Regions from separate parts of the Homo sapiens genome. Here region 1 is linked to region 2. A link is a loop called in an ENCODE intact Hi-C map of the cell type or tissue named here. Cell type or tissue: Caco-2. All regions are shown on one strand. Links, peaks and the distances in the headings refer to the core of each region. The heading gives the core; the rest is flanking DNA.

What was found. A loop is a pair of places that touch in the nucleus more often than their neighbours do. Peaks named below come from ENCODE experiments on the same cell type or tissue, not always from the same donor. Only the 100,000 strongest peaks of a DNase experiment are listed, where the experiment ranks them.
Region 1: it touches region 2 in a loop (3-fold over the local background); 5 of 110 quality-filtered maps call a loop at or near these places.

Annotation. Positions count from the first base shown.
Region 1 is chr2:47,205,032-47,214,732 of GRCh38, forward strand. All of the region lies in intron 3 of EPCAM-DT (EPCAM divergent transcript), which reads right to left. Among named protein-coding and RNA genes, the nearest start is that of CALM2, 33 kb to the left of the region's middle. RefSeq lists an enhancer at 2,661-3,160. In Caco-2, for the core only: no CTCF peak of the experiment used is centred there; a DNase peak (open chromatin) is centred at 4,060.
Region 2 is chr2:47,305,621-47,315,321 of GRCh38, forward strand. All of the region lies in intron 3 of EPCAM-DT (EPCAM divergent transcript), which reads right to left. Among named protein-coding and RNA genes, the nearest start is that of BCYRN1, 25 kb to the right of the region's middle. RefSeq lists enhancers at 3,982-4,171, 5,432-5,501. In Caco-2, for the core only: no CTCF peak of the experiment used is centred there; DNase peaks (open chromatin) are centred at 4,631 and 7,631.

The sequences.
Region 1 (9,701 bases), core at 606-8,605, 100 kb before region 2:
CTGCCTTGTGAAGAAGGTGCCTCACTTCCCCTTCACCTTCCGCCATGATTGTAAGTTTCCTGAGGCTTCCCCAGCAATGCTGAACTGTGAGTCAATTAAACCTGTTTCCTTTATAAATTACCCAGTCTCAGGCAGTTCTTTACAGCAGTGTGAATGGACTAATAGAGCGGGAAGGAGAAGAGGCAGAGGATGGTAGAGAGGGAAGGTTTACTTGCTCAGGAGAAAGATCAGATGAACTAGAGAGAGATGGAAGGTAGAGGAGAGAGAGAGGAGAATAGATGAAGCCAAGCTGCCAAGGCTGCAGAGCTTTCAGGAGGCGGTTGCCTTTGGACAGGTAGAAGGTAGCACGGCCTCTCAGCTTGGAGGAAGGTAGGAATGCCGGAGGGGAACATATGTTTCTTGGTGGGGCAGAGGAGTAGGTGCATATAAACAAGGGAATTCCTACCTGATGGCCTCTATTTTCTCAGCAAAGCTCAAAGGGTGGGAAACACTTAGAAGGGCCATGGTGGGGAAGGGGGAGGTTTGCTGACAGGGACACTAAGAAGTGTTTCTAGGCTGCTCAGCGGCCCACTAGGCTATGCAGATGATGACTTTGTAGTAGCGCCAATCTGCGTGGGCTGTGATTTTCTCCAGCAGAGCTCAGCAGCCCAGGAGCCCAGATGTCAGAGTGTAGGAAGAGCTGCCTGATAAGGCTGGGCGGCAGCCAGACCGGAGCAGCAGCAGGGCAAAGGCGGAGAGGAGGGAGGCTGGGCTTAGGCAAAGGAGGGTGATGAGATGGCCCAGGAAGCATAGGTGAAGTAGAGAAGGAAATGAAGAAGTTGGGGGGAAGGTTCTGAAGCAGTGACAGAAAAATGGCAGGGGAAAGAGACTACAGGTTTTGAGGAGGTTGAAAATCTAGCACACTGGGAGTTAGGAGTGGGCGGGCTGGAAGGTGGGAGGCTCTGATCTGAGTGGGCTGGGGAACAATTCAAAGCAATATGTAATCAAGTGCTAAATAGGCTGGTATGAAATATAAGTGGGCATAAGTGCTAGGGAGGAGGGTGCCACTTGGGAGGGAGTGCTCAGTGTGGATGGAGGAGCAACCTGGTGCAATTCGCTGCGTTCACATCTACAGCCTGTGCAGCAACCCCAGTGGGGAATTCAAGGTGACAGTGTAGCAAATGGTATCTTGACACTCAGAAAACCCTGGGTGGATCAAACCTTTCAGAGGACACAGCAATAATAAAGTCTGGGCTCAATAAAGTCAGAAAGTGAACAGCAGGAGAGAACATGAGGATTTTCCTAATCCTGCCTATGAAATGTTGCAGTGCCGTGTCATTTGTGCTCTTCCTCCTGCCTTGCCCATTCACTTCCTGCTTCAAGTTGCCCTTCATCTGATCTCAACATTTCAAGAAGTCTCATGCATATTGTACATTTCCACAGGATAAAGCCATGAATTAATGTGTTTACTGGGCAAGAGGGAGGTGGGTGGGAGAAATCATCAAAGCGGTCTTTGGTGAAGACAAGGTTTGCAGCTTTTACTCTGGTCCACTAGAAGCCCAAGGCTTCTAGTTAAGAAGTTAACTAGAGAAGTTAAGCCGCTGGCCTGAAGTAGCACAGGTAGTGAGCAGCAGAGCTCAGACCAGATGCATGACCCCCAGGCCAGGACTCTTTTCTCAACACAGCTCAGGGGAAGCCAGATGATTTCCTCTCCTGTCTACCTTGTGATTGGTCAAAACTTGAGCCTCTGTTTCTTTTATCTCTTAAGCTCTAAACTGGGATGAAGTTTAAACATCTGTGGGTTTTGCCTGTCTAACACCCATTGGCCCTCTTTCTTTTGATCCCAGTTTGGCTATAGGAAGCACTACTCCCCTATCTGGGTGGTTCCATTCAGCAATGACCACTGATCATGTGGCCCAAGGTAGGCCTGCTGGTTGCTGTTGTACTAAGATCCCAGATCATCATTTCCAAGCCCAGTCTTAAAACTGTTTTTCCTTCTTGTCTGTGAGATATTGCATGTCCTTCCAGAGAAATCCCCATTTCTCACTTTGTGTGAGCAGGGTCTGATACTTGATGCCAAAAAACTCCTGGAGGTCCCATATTTGCCATCAAACGAAAACACTGCACACTAGGTCAGGATCTGGAAGCACTGCATATCCTGTCTGTCAGCAAATCTTACCAGCGCCGTCTTGAAAACATGTCCAGAACTCAGACTACACTTCTCATCACTCCCACTGCCACAGCCCTGGTCCAAGTCACCATCACCTTTGGCCCAGACTTTTTTTTTTTTTTTTTAATAGAGATGAGGTCTCCCTCTGTCACCCAGCCTGGAGCGCAGTGACAAAATCACAGCTCACTGCAGCCTTGAATTCCTGGGCTCAAGTGATCCTCCCACCTCAGCCTCCTGAGTAGCTGGGACTACAGGCATACACCACTGAATCCAGCCAGATTATTGCAGCAGCCTCCTTGGAGGTCCTGTTTCCATTTGTGCCCTGAAGTCTGTTCTTCACATAGCAACCAGGAGCATTTTGTTATAATGTAAGTGGGACCATGCCTCTCTTCTGTTCACATCCTCCCAGTGACTCCCCCACCTCACTCAGAGTAAAGGCAAAGCCCTGACTATGACCTTCACGGCCCACATGGTCTGACCCCGTCACTACCTGACCTTCTCTCCTGCTGCTCTCTCTCTCTGATCCTCTGCCCCAGCCACACAGACACTCTTGCTGCTCCTCCAGCACTCCAGGCACGTTCACACTTCTGAGCCTCTGCCCATGCTTTCCCCCACTAGAAAGTAAGCTCCATGAGGGCAGGGAGTTTCATCTGTTTTGCTCATTGCTGTATCCCTAGCATCCAGCAGAATGTGTGGCACAAAATTGGTGCTCACAGCTAGGCACGGTGGCTCACACCTATAGTTCTAGGATTTTGGGAGACTGAGGCAGGAAGATTGCTCAAGCCCAGGAGTTCAAGACCAGCTTGGGCAACATAGGGAGACCCTGTGTCTACAAAAAAATTTTAAAATTAGCCAGGCATGATGGTCCATGCCTGTAGTCCTAACTACCTGAGAGGCTGAGATGGGAGGATGACTTGAGCCCGGGAAGTCAAGGTTTCAGTGAGCCAAGATTGTACCACTGTACGTGAAAGAGTGAGACCCTGTCTCAAAAAAAGAAAAAATTCATCAGTTCGGATTTGATGAACGAATGGATGAATGAATGAACGACCAAATATGAACTGAGCAGCCTGGCACTTTATCCTCCTTTCCATCATGCCACCCTCAGCATATACTTCTGACATTCCCTGGAATGTTGGGTAGATGCTTTTAACACTTGAGGGATCTGCCTTGTGTTGTTTTTTACTGCAGCCATAAGAAACAATCACTTTGTAAAATGTTTGTTTCTAGACATGAAACTGAAAGGCTATTTTGATATATACAAAAATCATAATTTTTAAAATCAGAAGGAAGCAAACCAAAACAAAGTGCATAAACATATAAATATGTCTTTGGAGATTCATTGCATAAATTCCCCAGAACCTTTTCTCAGAAGTATTTCACTTTGCTTCAATACTGCCTTGCATTGGAGAATTCCACAAATTTTCTATTAATTGCCCTTGAAGGTGTTTGCTTCCTGGAAGAAGCACATTATAAGTTATGGAAACAGAAAACCACGATATTTTTGTAAGAATCTCAGCCTGAGTTTGGGGCCTACCGCAAGCATCTGAAGAATAGCTTGTGCCAGCCACAAACCCATTTGAAGGTCTCAGGGTCCCTACTCCTGGGTAATACTATCACCAAGGTGAAAGGATGCGAACTGAAATGGCCAGAGATCGCTCTGAGATAGATTTTGCTCATTGTCCCCGGACTTCCCACAGATATTCCCCTAGGCTCAGGAAATTCTATCTCCCTGATTTCAAGTGCTGCCTAAAATGTAATGATGCAGAAACAGAATTTCCCTGAGCTCTCTCTGACCTCCCCTTCCATTCTCCACTCAAACAGACCTAAAAAACAAATGTACGGAAAATCTCCTACTGGCCCATGAAAACTCGTTTTGCAACCCCTTAACTCTATTGCAGCAGAATGTTTTAGGCAGGGCTGGCAAAGCTTATCTTCAGTGTTTATCTTATTTCCCCACTTCCGCCTCTTCACCTTTCCTTACCCCCTTCCCCTATCAAAACTCACTCTCAGGACAGATTATGTTATGAGTCATTTATGCTTTGGGATTCATTTCAATGCCAGTGTTTTCTCTTTTCCAGAGATGATTATGTTTTTGACTACATTTCTCAGTTTAGGCATCAACTGTCTGGGGAAGAGAAGAATAAGAGGAGCAAGAAGCCCATCTTTGTATCTCTGAAATATTACAATAGCACCAACGACCATTTACTGAACACTTACTGTGTACCTTACAGTGTACCAGGCACTTTGCAAATAGGATACCACTTAAATAGTGAGTTCAGATTAAATGATTTAATACATGTGTTTAGCACAGTGTCTGGCACACAGCAAATATTCAATTCAAAGTAGCTACTATTTTTAAAAAGTAATAATCTTTATAACAACCCTATGAGACAGGTATTACCTCATTTAGTAGACAAAGAAACAAAGTTGAGTGACTTTCCAAACTTACTCAGATGATAGACACAGGACTAGGATTTCAGTCCAGATATATCTGACTCTAAAGAATATGCTTTTTTTCATAACACCATTTGGATTTGACTCTAAAGAATATGCTTTTTTCATAACACCATTTGGATTCCAAACCACAAAAGCCTCTGCTTAATCTGCCTACCAGTGAGTATAGCCTGAAACTTGGGCACATGAAGAACTATGTCCTAAAATGCTTCATTTTTAATAAGACTTTATTTACCATGAAGAGCCTGAGAAGAGATGAGAGTCCCTAAAGTCCTGAAATGTCAGAGTCAAGCTCCAGCATAAGCCCCTTTGATTTACTTCTGTTCCCAAGAGTGGACCTGGAAAGAGATTATTCCTCGTTTACTTTCTTCTTTTTTTTTTTTTTTTTGACACAGAGTCTTGCTCTGTCGGCCAGGCTGGAGTTCAGTGGCTCGATCTTGCCTCACTGCAATCTCCACCTCCCAGGTTCAAGCCATTCTCCTGCCTCAGCCTCCTGAGTAGCTGGGATTACAGGCACACACCACCACGCCTGGCTAATTTTTGTATTTTTAGTGGAGACGGGGTTTCACCACGTTGGCCAGGCTGATCTGGAACTTCTGATGTTAGGTGATCCTCCCACCTCAGCGTCCCAAAGTGTTGGGATTACAGGTGTGAGCCACCGCGCCTGGCCTGGTTACTTTATTCTAGAAGACTCACAGACAGATGGCTAATTAGTATATAATGATGCTAATCCATGCCCCACTTCTTTCTTATATCTCTATAACCCTCACATCCAGGTATTCTCTCTCCATTCAACATAGCCCACAAGAGAATCAGGCTGCATGCATTTCCAGAAAAGTGAGTGTGTGGCTTCCTGCCCAGGGTGGTGGTGACTTTGGTTAAAACTTAGTGTTAATAGGGTCATCCCTGAATGAACCAGGTAGAACACCACCAAAATAAAACCCCCTGATTCCATGTCTAGCCACCTCCCAAACTGCAGCTGTTGGTTCACAAAGGCAACAGTCTAAGTAGGTCTAGTGGCTATAAAAAACAACTCAGCCCAGTGCCTAGGCACAACAACACATTCATTCATGGCGTCTGTCCTACCAGCCTCTTGGGCATGGAGGAATATTTGTGCTAGGATATGGCCTCCCTCAAATGCTCGCCTGCACATGTGCTGACCACAGGGATTGCTTTTTATTCCTTGTGAAAAATGCAATACAGCTTCACCTTTGATATTCTGTGTAGTGCCCTCTTTCAGCTGAATTCAAAATAAAATCCTTCTAGAAGATATTCCCCTCTGCAGGCTGCTTTGAGGCCTGAACATGAAGCAGTCTGGGAGGCAAGCTGCATGGTTCTTGTTTAAATCAGTTTCCCGGGATCTACCCTGATGGATACAGAGTGATGTCTCCCAACAAGCTTGAGCAAAACTAGGGGGACTGCCTGCCCCCTTCGGGAGAGAAGTCTAAACAATGTGAGGAAGTCATTTCAGGGCTTCTCCAAGGTTCTGTTCATCAGACATGAAGGCTGATTAGGTACCGATCATCCTTTGTGGTCATTTTACCTCTAAATCATATAAAGATACGGAGACTTTGTAGTGCTATCCATAAACAGGTATACTTTAAAAAGTTATCTTTCCATGTGAGAGAACATTGATCTACAAGGCTCTTCATTCTTCTTGTTCAGTTTTGTCTATCAATACTCCTTCAGCCAAATCTCATTTCTGGCTTTAATGGGGGCTCACAACTCGGCTGATATGGTCACAACAACTGGTAAGGTCTTGAGACAGCCTGGCAGCCAGGTCACTGCTACAATGGCTGGATCTCTGGTCCGCAGTGTCAGGGTTTCCTGGGTAACTGGCAGGGAAAGACTGCTGTGCTGGAGCTCCCTGGGCCCTGAGCAGGACCTAACTGCAACTTTTGCCCTCCAGGATTCTGATGGCATCAGGACTGTGGGCAGCAACAAGGCCTGCTCAGGTGCTGGGCACAGAGCCCAGACAAGGAAGGCTGGAGCAAGGCTGAATGCAGATTAGGGGACGGGCAGGGGATTAGGTAAGACTGGAAAGTATCACTAGAAATCTGTCAGACAGCAAGGGAAGTTTGGGAGCCAGATCAGAACAGAGTGATAGGTGAGGAGTCCATCTAGGAAGACACTATGTGGAAATCGGAAGGCAACCTGTTGAAAGCAAACCAGGAAAATAGTTTTAAAAACAGCCAATTCATTTTTGACAAAGGTGTCAATGTAAGTCAATAGGAAAAGGATAATCTTTTCAACAAATTGTGCAGGAATAAGTGTTTAGTCATATGCAGAAATGAACCTCAATCATTACCTCATTCCATACGTAAACATTAACTTGAAGTTGATCTGTAGAGGCTGACCGGGCACACTGGCTCACACGTGTAATCCCAGAACTTTGGGAGGCTGAGGCAGGTGGATCACTTGAGGTTAGGAGATCGAGACAAGCCTGGCCAACATGGTGAAACCCCATCTCTACTGAAAATACAAAAATTAGCTGGGCATGGTGGCACGCACCTGTAGTCCCAGCTACTTGGGAGGCTGAGGCTTGAGAATCGCTTGAACCTGGGGGCGGAGGTTGGGTGACAGAGTGAGACTCTGTCTCAAAAAAAAAAATTGATCTATAAAGGCTAACAATATTAAATTATGTACTTTGACAGAAAACATAAGAGAAAATCCTTGTGACCATGGATTTGGCAAAAATTCTTCAAAAGAATTTAAAAAGCCCAAAGTACAACGGTATGAATATACTTAATGCCACCAAACCGTATGCTTAAAAATGGTTAAAATGAGGCCGGGTATGGTGGCTCATGCTTGTAATCCCAGCACTTCGGGAGGCTGCATTGGGCAAATGAATTGAGCCCAGGAGTTTGAGATCAGCCTGGGCAACATGGCGAAACCCCGTCTCTACTAAAAATACAAACAATTAGCCAGTCCCACTGCACTCCAGGCTAGGCAACAGGAGTGAGACTCTATCTCAAAAAAAAAAAAAACAAAACAAAAAAAAAAAACGTTAAAATGGTAAATTTTATGTTTTGCATATTTTACCACAGTTGAAAAAAAAACAAAAAACAAAACAAAACCAAAAAAAAACAGGGCATGGTGGCTCATGTCTGTAATCCCAGCACTTTGGGAGGCCAAGGCAGGTGGATCACTTGAGGTCAGGAAGTGGAGACCAGCCTTGCCAACATGGTGAAACCCCATCTCTACTAAAAATACAAAAATTAGCTGGGCATGGTGGTTCATGCCTGTAGTCCCAGCTGCTCAGGAGGCTGAGACACAAGAATGGCTTGAACCTGGGAGGCGGAGGTTGCAGTGAGCTGAGGTAGTGCCACTGCACTCCAGCCTGGGCAACAGAGCGAGGCTCTGTCTCAAAAAACAAAAACAACAACAACAACAACAAAACAGAGAATGCCTTCTCTTCAGGCATTCATCAGGAAAAAAAAAAAGCCTGAACTAAAAATCAATAAATTGGACTTCAAAATTTAAAACTTTTGTTCTTCAGAAGACATTGTTACAAAAATGAAAAGGTGGAACATATAAAAAGCTGCAAAACCTATTTCTGACAAAGGACTTGTTCCAGGATATATAAAGAACTCTTACAACTCTACAAGAAGACAACCTAATTTTTAAAAAGCAGTCAAAAAGATTTTAACAAACATTTCACCAAAGAAGATATAAAGATGGCAAATAAGCACATGAATAGGTAGCTTAACATAATTAATCATTAGGGGGAAATGCAAATTAAAACCTGGATGAAAAACTACTACATTTCTACTAGAATAGAATGGCTAGAATTAGAAAGACTATACCAGCTGGGCATGGGGCTCATGCCTGTAATCCGAGCACTTTGGAAGGCTGAGGTGGGCAGATCATTTGAGCACAGAAGTTTGAAACCAGTCTGGGCAACATAGTGAGACCCTGTCTCCAAAAAAAATTTTTTTTTCAACTAGCTGGGCATGGTAGTCCCAGCTATTCAGAAGGTTGAGGTGGGAGGGTCACTTGAGCCTGGGAGGTTGAGGCTACAGTGAGCCATGTTCGGGCCACTGTACTCCAACCTAGGCAACAAGAGTGAGACTCTGTCTCAAAAAAAAAAAAAAGATAAAAAAAGACTATACCAAATGTTGTTCAGGAAGTGGAGCAACTGGAACTCCTCATACACTGCTGGTGGGGATATAAAAAGGCATGACCACTCAGGGAAATAGTTTGGCCATTTTTCACAAAATTAAACATATACATGCTTACTATAGGATCTAGCCATTCTCCACCTAGGTATTTACCTTACGGTAATGAAAACATGTGCACAAAAGACTTGCACTTGAAGGTTCATAGCAGCTTTATTTGTAATAGCCAAAAACTGTAAACAACTCAATGTCCATCAAGAGTTGAATAAACAAATTTAGTACACCTATATAATGGAATAGTACTCAGGAATAGAAAAGAATGAATTGTTGATACGTGCACCAATATAGATGAACCTAAAAATAATTATGCTGAGTGAAAGAAGCCAGACAAAAAAAGAGTACATGCTGTCTGCTTCCATATATAAAACTCTAGAAAATGCAAATTAATCTGACAGAAAACAGATGATTGGTTGCCTAGGAACAGAATGGGGTGGGGAGTGAGGGGTGGATTACCAAGGGGCACAGGGAAGCTTTTGGGGAATGACGGACATATTCATTATCTTGATTGTAACAATGGTTTTATGGGTGTATGTATGTCAGAGCTCATAAAATTGTATTTTTCAAATATTTGCAGTTAATGGTATGCCAATTATAATTCAATAAAGACTTTCAAAAAAAGAAAAAGGAAGAAGGAAAAAACCTACACTGTACCATCAATAGGCAACACAGGGTCATGGGTAGAAACTAGGCTCTGGAGGCTTCACTGGATTTGGATTCAGGCTCTGTGACATGAGTGACCTTGACCAAATCATGTGATCTATTTAAGCTTTGTTTTCTTCATCTGTAAAATGGGAGTAATGACAGTGTTATGAAGAAAAAATTATCTGGTATTTGTAAAGTACTTAGGACAGTAGCAAAAGAACAGTAAATGTTGGCTATCGTCCTCATCCTCCTCCTTCTCCTCATCATCATTTGTAAGG
Region 2 (9,701 bases), core at 1,001-9,000:
TCAGCTCACTGCAACCTCTGCCTCTAGGTTCAAGCCATTCTCCTGCCTCAGCCTCTCAAGTAGCTGGGATTACAGGCACCCACCACCACACCTGGCTAATTTTTGTATTTTTAGTAGAGGCGGATTTCACCATAATGGCCAGGTTGGTCTCGAACTCCTGACCTCAGGTGATCCACCTGCCTTGGCCTCCCAAAGTGCTGGGATTGCAGGTGTGAGCCACCACACCCAGCCCGTATCATTTATTTTGTGTGTGGGGTGAGGGGAACAGGGAAACCATCTGTGCATTGTAGGATAGTTAACAGCCCACCCGATTTCTACTCACTAAATGCCAATAGTACTCTCATCCCCAGTTGTGTGCTCTGCCCCCAAATCATGACACAAAAAATTTCTTCAGGCCAGGCACAGTGGCTCAAGTCTGTAATCCCAACACTTTGGGAGGCCAAGACGGGAGGATCACTTGAGCCCAGGAGTTTGAGACCAGCCTGGGCAAGAAAGTGAGACCCTGTCTTTACAAAACAAAATTTAAAAATTTGCTGGGCATCGTGGCGCTTGCCTGTAGTCCCAGCTACTTGGAAAGCTGAGGTGGGAGGATGGCTTGAGCTGCGGGGGATCAAGTCTGCAGAGAGCTGTGATTGTGCCACTGCACTCCAGCCTAGGCAACAGAGCAAGACCCTATGTTAAAAAAAACAAAAAAAAAGTCTTCAGACATTGCCAAATGTCCCCTGGGGTGTAAAATTGCTCACTGGGTTGAGAGCCACTGGGTTAAGACATTGTGATAGTGTATGTGATGTGCATGTGATTTTTCTGAGTCAACAGGTCCTCTGTGAGCTGATTCGGTTCTTCCATATGCCATCAGGGCTCCTGTGCTCGTGGCCCTAGGACAGCGACCTGCAGCCCAAGAGAAACCATCCTCCTGTTGGACTTCTGGGCCCAATTGCGAATGGTTCCTTACTCACCACCCACTACTTCAACATGCCTGGAAAATGCCACTAGGGGAGAAAGAACAGGTAAATACAGCAAGCTAAGGGTAACAAGGATGGTCTGGTCTCTGAGTAGAGATAAAACACCGAGAACAAAGATACAAGCAAAAACGTGGAAAGCTCTGAAGCAATTTATTATTAACATCAGTAGAGCCCAGTAGCAATGAAACAACACATTGTGGCCAGGCACGGTGGCTCACGCCTGTAATCACGATACCTTGGGAGGCTGAGGTAGGAAGATCTCTTGAGCCTAGGAGTTTCAGATCAGCCTAGGCAACACAGTAATACTCTGTCTCTACAAAATAATTTAAAAATTAGCTGGGCGCAGGGATGCATTCCTGCAGTCCCAGTTACTTGGGAGGCTGAGGCAGGAGGATCACTTAAGCTGGAAGGTTGAGACTGCAGTGAGCCATAATTGCACCACTGCACTCCAGCTTGGGTGACAGATTGAGACTGTCTCCAAAAAAAAAAAAAAAAAAAAAAAAAAGGAAAGAAAAATAAAGCAACATGTTGTGCTAGTCCCAGAGCTGGGCAGTGAAATTCTGCCCAATTAGGCCTGGCATTGAGCCAACTAGAGCCCCTGATTAACACCAGTGAGGATGTTTAGAGAGGGTGACACATGTTTTCTTCTCCTCTATGCCAGGCAGGTTGTTGATATAAGTACACTGTGAAAATGTTTACCATTATTCTGCCTTCACCTAATTAGAGCTTTTGGACCACAAACTTTACCCAGAGAATTTGACATTCAGAATGGAATGTAAAAGTGCAACATTGGAATACAGCTTGTGTATAGCTGAGTGACCTCATGGAACTGAGGCTTCCATCTCCCTGCAAGCCTGCCTGCAACCTGTTCCCTTCTGGTTTTGTTTGGTTGACAAGGCTAGTGAAATACCCATGGTGGAGGCTCAGAATCTTTTTGCAATTTCCTATCCCTGGGATGTTTGAAAGGCTAAATCTCCATGATAAGGATAGCTAGCATTTATTGAGTATTTGCTACCTTAAAAGATATTGCAATGTTGTGGCAAGTGAGGAAGCTGAGGCTTGGAGATGGTAGATGGTCTGCCAAGGACACACAAATCGTCAACTGTACAGTGAGAATTTTTTATTTTTTTATTTTTTTAGACAGAGTCTCCCTCTGTTACCCAGCCTGGAGTGCAGTGATGCGATCTCAGCTCACTGCAACTTCTACCTCCTGGGTTCAACAATTCTCCTGCCTCAGCCTCCCGAGTAGCTGGGATTACAGGCATGCACCACCATGCCCGGCTAATTTTTGTATTTTTAGTAGAGACGGTGTTTTACCATGTTGGCCAGGCTGGTTTTGAACTCCTGACCTCAAGTGATCTGCCCACCAGGACCTCCCAAAGTGCTTGGATTACAGGCATGAGCCACCACGCCCGGCCGTACAGTGAGAATTTGAACCCAGTTCTGTATGACTCCTGAATCCTCTTAATTTCCACACTACATCAGTATTCAACAGTCAGGACTGCCTACACAGGCTGCTTGATGGAGCTTCCCTGGCCTCCACAAAGAGAACCTCTCTCCATTAAGATTTGCTTTACATTAAGACTGGGACTTGCAGCACCTTGTCTGAGTCCCCTCCCTGACCAGCTTCCTTCTAGTAGCAGTTGTGAACTCAGTACTGCTTTCCTCTTACTCCAAAAAGTGCTGCTCTTTTCTTAAAAAAAAAAAAAAAAAAAAGTTTCTTCTGGTTATTTTTCACTGTAGAAGATTAAGAAAATCCTGAAAAGCACAGGAAGAAAATAAAATAATCCATAATTACGAAATTGAGATAATCTTTTAAAACAGCTTGATATATTTCCTTCGTGTACAAGGTGTTTTTCAGAGGCCTGTGGATCCCAGCCCCTCCACCAGCTCCTGACTCATGAGCTTCTCCCGGAAGCTTCTCCCTTTACTCTCATGGGCAAAGACTTCCTCCCTCAATCCCTCAAAGTGACCCCACAAGGACATAAGGCTATACCCTGCCACCTTCTCTTTTTTTTTTTTTTTTTTTTTTTTTGAGATGGAGTCTCGCTCTGTCACCCAGGCTGGAGTGCAATGGCACGATCTCGGCTCACTGCAACCTCCGCCTCCCGGGTTCAAGCGATTCTCCTGCCTCAGCCTCCTGAGTAGCTGAGATTACAGGCACATGCCACCATGCCGAGCTAATTTTTGTGTTTTTAGTAGAGACGGTGTTTCACCATCTTGGCCGGGCTGGTCTCGAACTCGTGACCTCATGATCCACCCACCTCGGCCTCCCAAAGTGCTGGGATTACAGGTGTGAGCCACCATGCCCGGCTTATCCTGCCACCTTCTAGCCTCAACTGAAAGTCAGAATTCTGGAGCCAAATTTTGGAGACATGTGGAGAACTGATACACAACAATTGTTACACTCTTTCCTCACTAAACTTTTTAAATTTTTTTTTTCATTTTTTATTTTTGGAGACCGTGTCTTGCTGTCACTCAGGTTGGAGTGCAGTGGCACGATCACAGCTCACTGCAGTCTTGACCTTCCAGGCTTAGGTGATCCTCCCACCTCAGCCTGCCGAGTAGCTGGGACTACAGGTGTGCACCAGCACGCCCAGTTAGTTTTTGTATTTTTAGTAGAGACGGGGTTTCACCATGTTGGCCAGGCTGGTCTCAAACTCCTGACCTCAGGTGATCCACCCAGATGATCCACCCGCCTCAGCCTCCCAAAGTGCTGGGATTACAGGCATGAGCCACTGTGCCCAGCTGATTACTCTTGTCTCCTGCTAAATCACAGACGTTTGGGGAGTTCCTTCAGGACCCCAATAAACTTGTCTGTGGAGGCCTGGGGAGTCTCTTCAGACCCCCAATAAAATTTGTTTAATCCTAAATGGATCCTGTTAAGAATTCCTCCATTATTTTGTCACGCTTTAAGGCCCAGGAAAGGCCTAGGCAAAACTCTTGGTGGGCTTTTGTTACATTCCAGTCTTTGTATAAGGGCACTGGCCCTTTCAGCTTTTAATATTTAACTTAACTACTCAGTCAGTACTTTCACAGTTGTTATGGAAGCCTGAGGATCTTGCCACTGCGCTCTAGCCTGGGTGACAGAATGAGACCCAGTCTAAAAAAAAGAAAAAAGAAAGAAAAGAATGTCCTGTATTCACACAACCACCACAGAACTGGACCTTCTTGAACAGTGCAGCATGGCTCATTCCTTCATTCTTTGATATCCCAACCCCTGCTCAGCATCTGCAGCATGGGGCACAGAGCAGGCACACCCTCCAATGCTGCTCTGTTCACTAGACGGCAGCTTTCTCCTCAGCCCTCAGTGTTCGGCTTGTGCACAGAAAACGTGAATCTAGATAATAAGAGCAAAGAACATCTCCACGGGACATAAGTAAACCACCACACCCCACCCACCTCTATCAACCTTATCTGCTTACTTGGAGCTCTGATCTCTAACAGGCAATTAATCCTCCCTTGTGGAACTCAAAAGTCACCTACCCATTCCCCAGGGAGCTGGGTGATAAGAAAGCGCAAAGTTTAGGATTACTCTTTGATAAGAGTCTTGCTTAAACAAGATCACATACAAAAGCCTGTCTGATCCCCACACCCTTCTCCCCTGGCTCCCCTCTCTCCTTTCTTCCTCTCTTGCTTGTAAGATTGCAAGATTGTGCAAGCCAACCCACAGACTTGGGCTCTGAAAGGCCTAATGCAAATTGCTTTTAGACACACACATTTCTTTCCCAGCCCTCTGTATTAGTCCACTCCCCACCCAGCAGGCCTCACCCTTACCCCCTACCTGGGAGTTGACGCTTGGGGCTCCCCTGGGAGCTGATTGCCCTGGTCTGCTCCTGGCCACTTCCCATTGGTGCTTGCTCATTTACATTTTAAAATTAGAGCAGAGTTCAACACTGTGGTTGGCTTTAGTGGCTCTATGAATTGTCCTACCCTGGTGAGAAAAATGCAGACAATATAGCCACCTGGGAAAACTTTGCTCCTAAAATAGCGCAGCCCCCACAGCATTCTGGCAACAGGTTGCTCTGTGGTGAGTCTCTGGCTCTGGGCTGATAGAAACACCCGGGGATGTAAATAGCAATGAGAAAAGGCCACTTGTACCACGATGACGTTTCGTGTTGGCGGGTTCTACCCCCACCCCAACCCCACCTAAGTTCTCTATTTTTGTTTTGCTTAAACTTCAGCTCACAGCATAAACACCCAGGGTTGAGGCTCCATTCTGCCCTAGAGCTGTGAGTGCAGGGTGAGGGGTTGTGGTGTCCTGTTCCTCCTACCATGTCCCAGCCCCTCTGTTTCAGTCTCAGCACTGTCCTCCCAGACCCTCCCTTCTGAAGGTCAGTTCCCTCTGCTGCAAAGTGGGAATAACAGCATTCGTTGGGAGGGTTGAATGAGTTGACAAAACCCATGCCTGGCACAGTGCCCGCCTGTGGCAGGCTGCAGTGTCTCAGGCCATGATTAAGACAGGGTTGTGGCAGTGATGCAGGTGCACACAGTGGTGAAGAAGCAGACGGTGGGGACCCTCTTGGCAGTCCCCGACCACACAGATGCATGGCAGGACCAGGAGGTGGGGGGCCTCAGGCTGAAACGGCCATCTCCCCAACTCCTCCTTGTTTGTCGGATTCCAGGCCAGCGCCTGGCAGCCCTTCGGCACAGAACTTCTTGTACATTCCACAGCAAGTGAAAGGGCTTTTGTCCCCACACAGGAAGAACAAATGACAAAGGCAATTGTGTGTCTCCCCACGGGCCCACACAGCAAGCTTGGGAAGAGAAAATTCTTTCCCCAAGAGTCCAGCTTTGCTGGAGCGGTTGCAGTCACAGATCAGTCAAACTGTGGCACAGCTCTGGAAGAGTGTGGCATCTGAGCTCCCACATGTGTGGCAGGGTGCTCATCGCACGCCCAGCACACACACATGTGCACAAACTCCAACACATTGCTCCTGCCCAGACTAGCTGGGCAGTGCGTCACAGATGCTCTAGCTGCAGGGGCTCAGGAGGGCATCACACCCACCCCCTTCAGGAGGTTATGGCTTTATTATTCCCTGATATGGTTTGGCTGTGTCCCTACCCAAATCTCATCTTGAATTGTAGCTTCCATAATTCCCACGTGTTGTGGGAGGGACCCGGTGGGAGATAATTGAATCATGGGGGCAGTTTCCCCCATATTGCTCTCATGGTAGTGAATAAGTCTCATGAGATCTGATGGTTTTATAAGGGGAAACCGTTTTCGCTTGGCTCTCATTCCCTCTTGCCTGCTGCCATGTAAGACGTGCCTTTGCTCCTCGCCTTCCTCCATGATTGTGAGGCCTCCAGCCATGTGGAACTATGAGTCTATTAAACTTCTTTTTTTTATAAATTACCCAGTATGGGCATGTCTTTATTAGCAGCATGAGAACAGACTAATACATTCCCCTTCCCAGGTGGGCCACAAAGGCCCAGAGGGTCCTACAACTCGCCATGGGTCTCACCGTGCTTGTCCTTTTCAGGCCTCATGGCCCACACTGTGAAGAATGTTAGGCACTATCAGAGAAAGATCTGTTTTCAAGAAGTCTATCCTGAAGGCCCTTCAAACACATAGTCATTGAGGGCCTATGAGAGGGTGGAGACTCCAGACTACCCACAGGAGATAAATTATACTGAAGAAATCATTCTCACTGGGACAGGATAGATCTCTCCTTTTACCATTTTTTTTCCATCCTTATTTTTCGTATTCTCTTGTAATTATCATAATAGGAAGCTGAGGGTTTGGAAGATTTTAAAATTTGTTAAAGGAAAAAACTTTTCTTATCAAATGAAATTATTATGCATCACTTTATTGGACCCCATGAATGGAATGGAATAACCCAACCCATTTCTGCTGCAGACTTGGCTGCCAGAGCCCTTGGTTGCTGAGTTTAGTGATCAGTCACAGTAACCAGTTCGTCCCAGGTACATCTGGTGCTCCTAATAGATGTCTGGCCTGGCATCTGCTTTTATGTTTTGTGTCTTGTTGTATCTTGAACTTAAATTTCATAAGTGATCTTTGTGCTGTGCAAAAAACTTTCATTGGCCTAACAGAGTTGGGAAATCTAGATGTTATTCCCAGTTCTGCCTGACTGACCAGTTCCACCTTGAGCAAGACATTCCCTCTATCTGGGCCTCTATTTCCTCATTTTGAAACCTATCTGTGTCTCCCAGACTTTCCTGTAACAGAATAACCTTGAGTGTTTGTTAAATATACAAAGTCACAGGCCCCTTCCCTAAATCAGGGGTGGGGACAGGGAGCTGGAATCTGTATCTTTAAACCTAGCATCCTGGTGGATTCTAATCATCTGGCAAGTTCAAAACATGAACACCAGATGGTTACCAAAGTACCATTCTATGCTATGATCTATAATTTATACAAATAATCTCTTAGAAGAAAGGAGATGAAGTTTGGTACAGATTTTGAAATCACGTGTCTTGTTCTTTACTGAATGTAGTTTATCATGATCCTCAGTTTTCATTTATAAACACACACAAGGGGGAACATTTTGTATATTCCTTTGCAAGGTGAAAAACCCAACCCAGGTGCTTGTTCCTCCTGTGGCTTTCCACTGGATTTTTACCAGGGTTGGGCCCCCGACTCCTACCCGTGGAGGCTGTGCTTCCTAGGAAGCTCGATGCATGTTTCCCCAGACACCTGCATGACTCATTCCATCACCGCCCTCTCTTGGGTGTTGACTCAAACGTCAGCTTATCAGTGAGGACTTCCATGGGGCTAATATCACAGCTCCCTCTCCAACATTTCCTATCCTCCTCCCTACTTTGTTTTTCTACTTAGCGCTCATCACTATTTAACCCACTGGAAATTTTACTTGTTTATTTTGTTTGCCATCTGTCTCCCCAACTAGAGATAAACTCCTCAGGGACTTCTCTCTGTTGTGTTCCCTGCTATAGCCCTCAATGCCTGAACTGAGACATAGTAGGTGCTCAATAAATATCTGCAGACTCAATGAATGAAATGCTTGCTGGATAAAGGAATGAATGAATGAACTTCCTGGATTGGTGTAGGTATTTGACTGTCTGTACAGTCAGAGGGACAGCCCCTCTAATCCCAGGCCATGCTCCAGCCTTCTCACAACTGTGCTCCTGGCCTCTGGGCTCATGCACACACTGGTCACATCTGAACCCCATGACTGAGCTGCCCCTTAGGTAACTGCATATCCTCTGTCCTCAGTCTCTCTCTGTGGGAAAGCTGGGGGTTACATGGAGCTCCACCCCTGCTCACAGCACATCCCTTGATGAATGCTGACTGTATCCTTTCACCCCAGCTGCTCCCCACCCTTCTTACTCTCCCACTGGGACCACTGAGAGCTTGGTTGCCTTTGCTCCAGTAGGGGGCTGTCCAACACTCAGCCACACTCCTGAGCCTTTCTCTAAAAACAAAATTTTCTGGCTGGGCACAGTGGCTCACACCTGTAGTCCCAACACTTTGGGGGGCTGAGGCGGGTGGATCACTTAAGCCCACGAGTTCAAGACCAGCCTGGGCAACATGACAAAACCCAGTCTCTACAAAAAATACAAAAAGTAATGAGGTATGGTGGTACACAGCCACTCAGGTGGCTGAGGTTGGGGGATCACTTGAGCCTGGAAGGTGGAGACTGTAGTGGCCAAGATTGTACCACTGCACTCCAGCCTGGGCAACAGAGTGAGACCTATCTCAAACAAACAAACAAACAAACACAAACAATTTCAGTCTGGCAAGAAAGCAAGTCCCCATCTTTACAAAAAAAAAATTAAAAGTTGGCTGGGCACGGTGGCTCATGCCTGTAATCCCAGCACTTTGGGAGGCTGAGGCGGGGGGATCACCTGAGGTCAAGAGTTTGAGACCAGCCTGGCCAACATGGTGAAACCCCATCTTGACTAAAAATACAAAAATTAGCCGGTTGTGGTGGCAGGCGCCTGTAATCCCAGCTACTCAGGGGATCGAGGCAGGAGAAACGCTTGAACCTGGGAGGCAGAGGTTGCAGTGAGCCGAGATGGCGCCACTGCACTCCAGCCTGGGGGACAAGAGCGAGACTTCGTCTCAAAAAAAAAAAAAAAATTAAAAATCAAGAATCAGCTGAGTGTGGTGGCACATGAAGTTCCTGCTACACGGGAGTCAGGCAGGAGGATTGCTTGAGCCCAAGAGATCAAGGCTGCAGTGAGTTGTGGATTGCACCATTGCCCTCCATCCCAGGTGACAGAGCAAGACCCTGTCTCGAAAATAAATAGCCGAGAGCGGTGGCTCAAGCCTGTAATCCCAGCACTTTAGGAGGCCAAGGCGGGCGGATCACGAGGTCAGGAGATCGAGACCATCCTGGCTAGAACAGTGAAACCCCATCTCTACTAAAAATACAAAAAAATTAGCCAGGCGTGGTGGCGGGTGCCTGTAGTCCCAGCTACTCAGGAGGCTGAGGCAGGAGAATGGCGTGAACTCAGGAGGCAGAGGTTGCAGTGAGCCAAGATCATGCCACTGCACTCCAGCCTGGGCCACAGAGCAAGACTCCGTCTGTAAAAAATATATAAATAAATAAAAAATAAATAAATCTTTATTATTAAAAAGACAGCTACTGGCACCTAGAGGGATGAAACAGAGTCCCAGAGCTATGAAGGAGGTGGGATTAAGCAGGGTCCGTTAACTTGAGTCTCTTGAGCTGGGGCCTAGAGAAACTGGTTCAAGTACTTGTGGCTCTTTGACCATAACTGGCCTAGGTCTTAATATGAGTGAGCATTTGAACT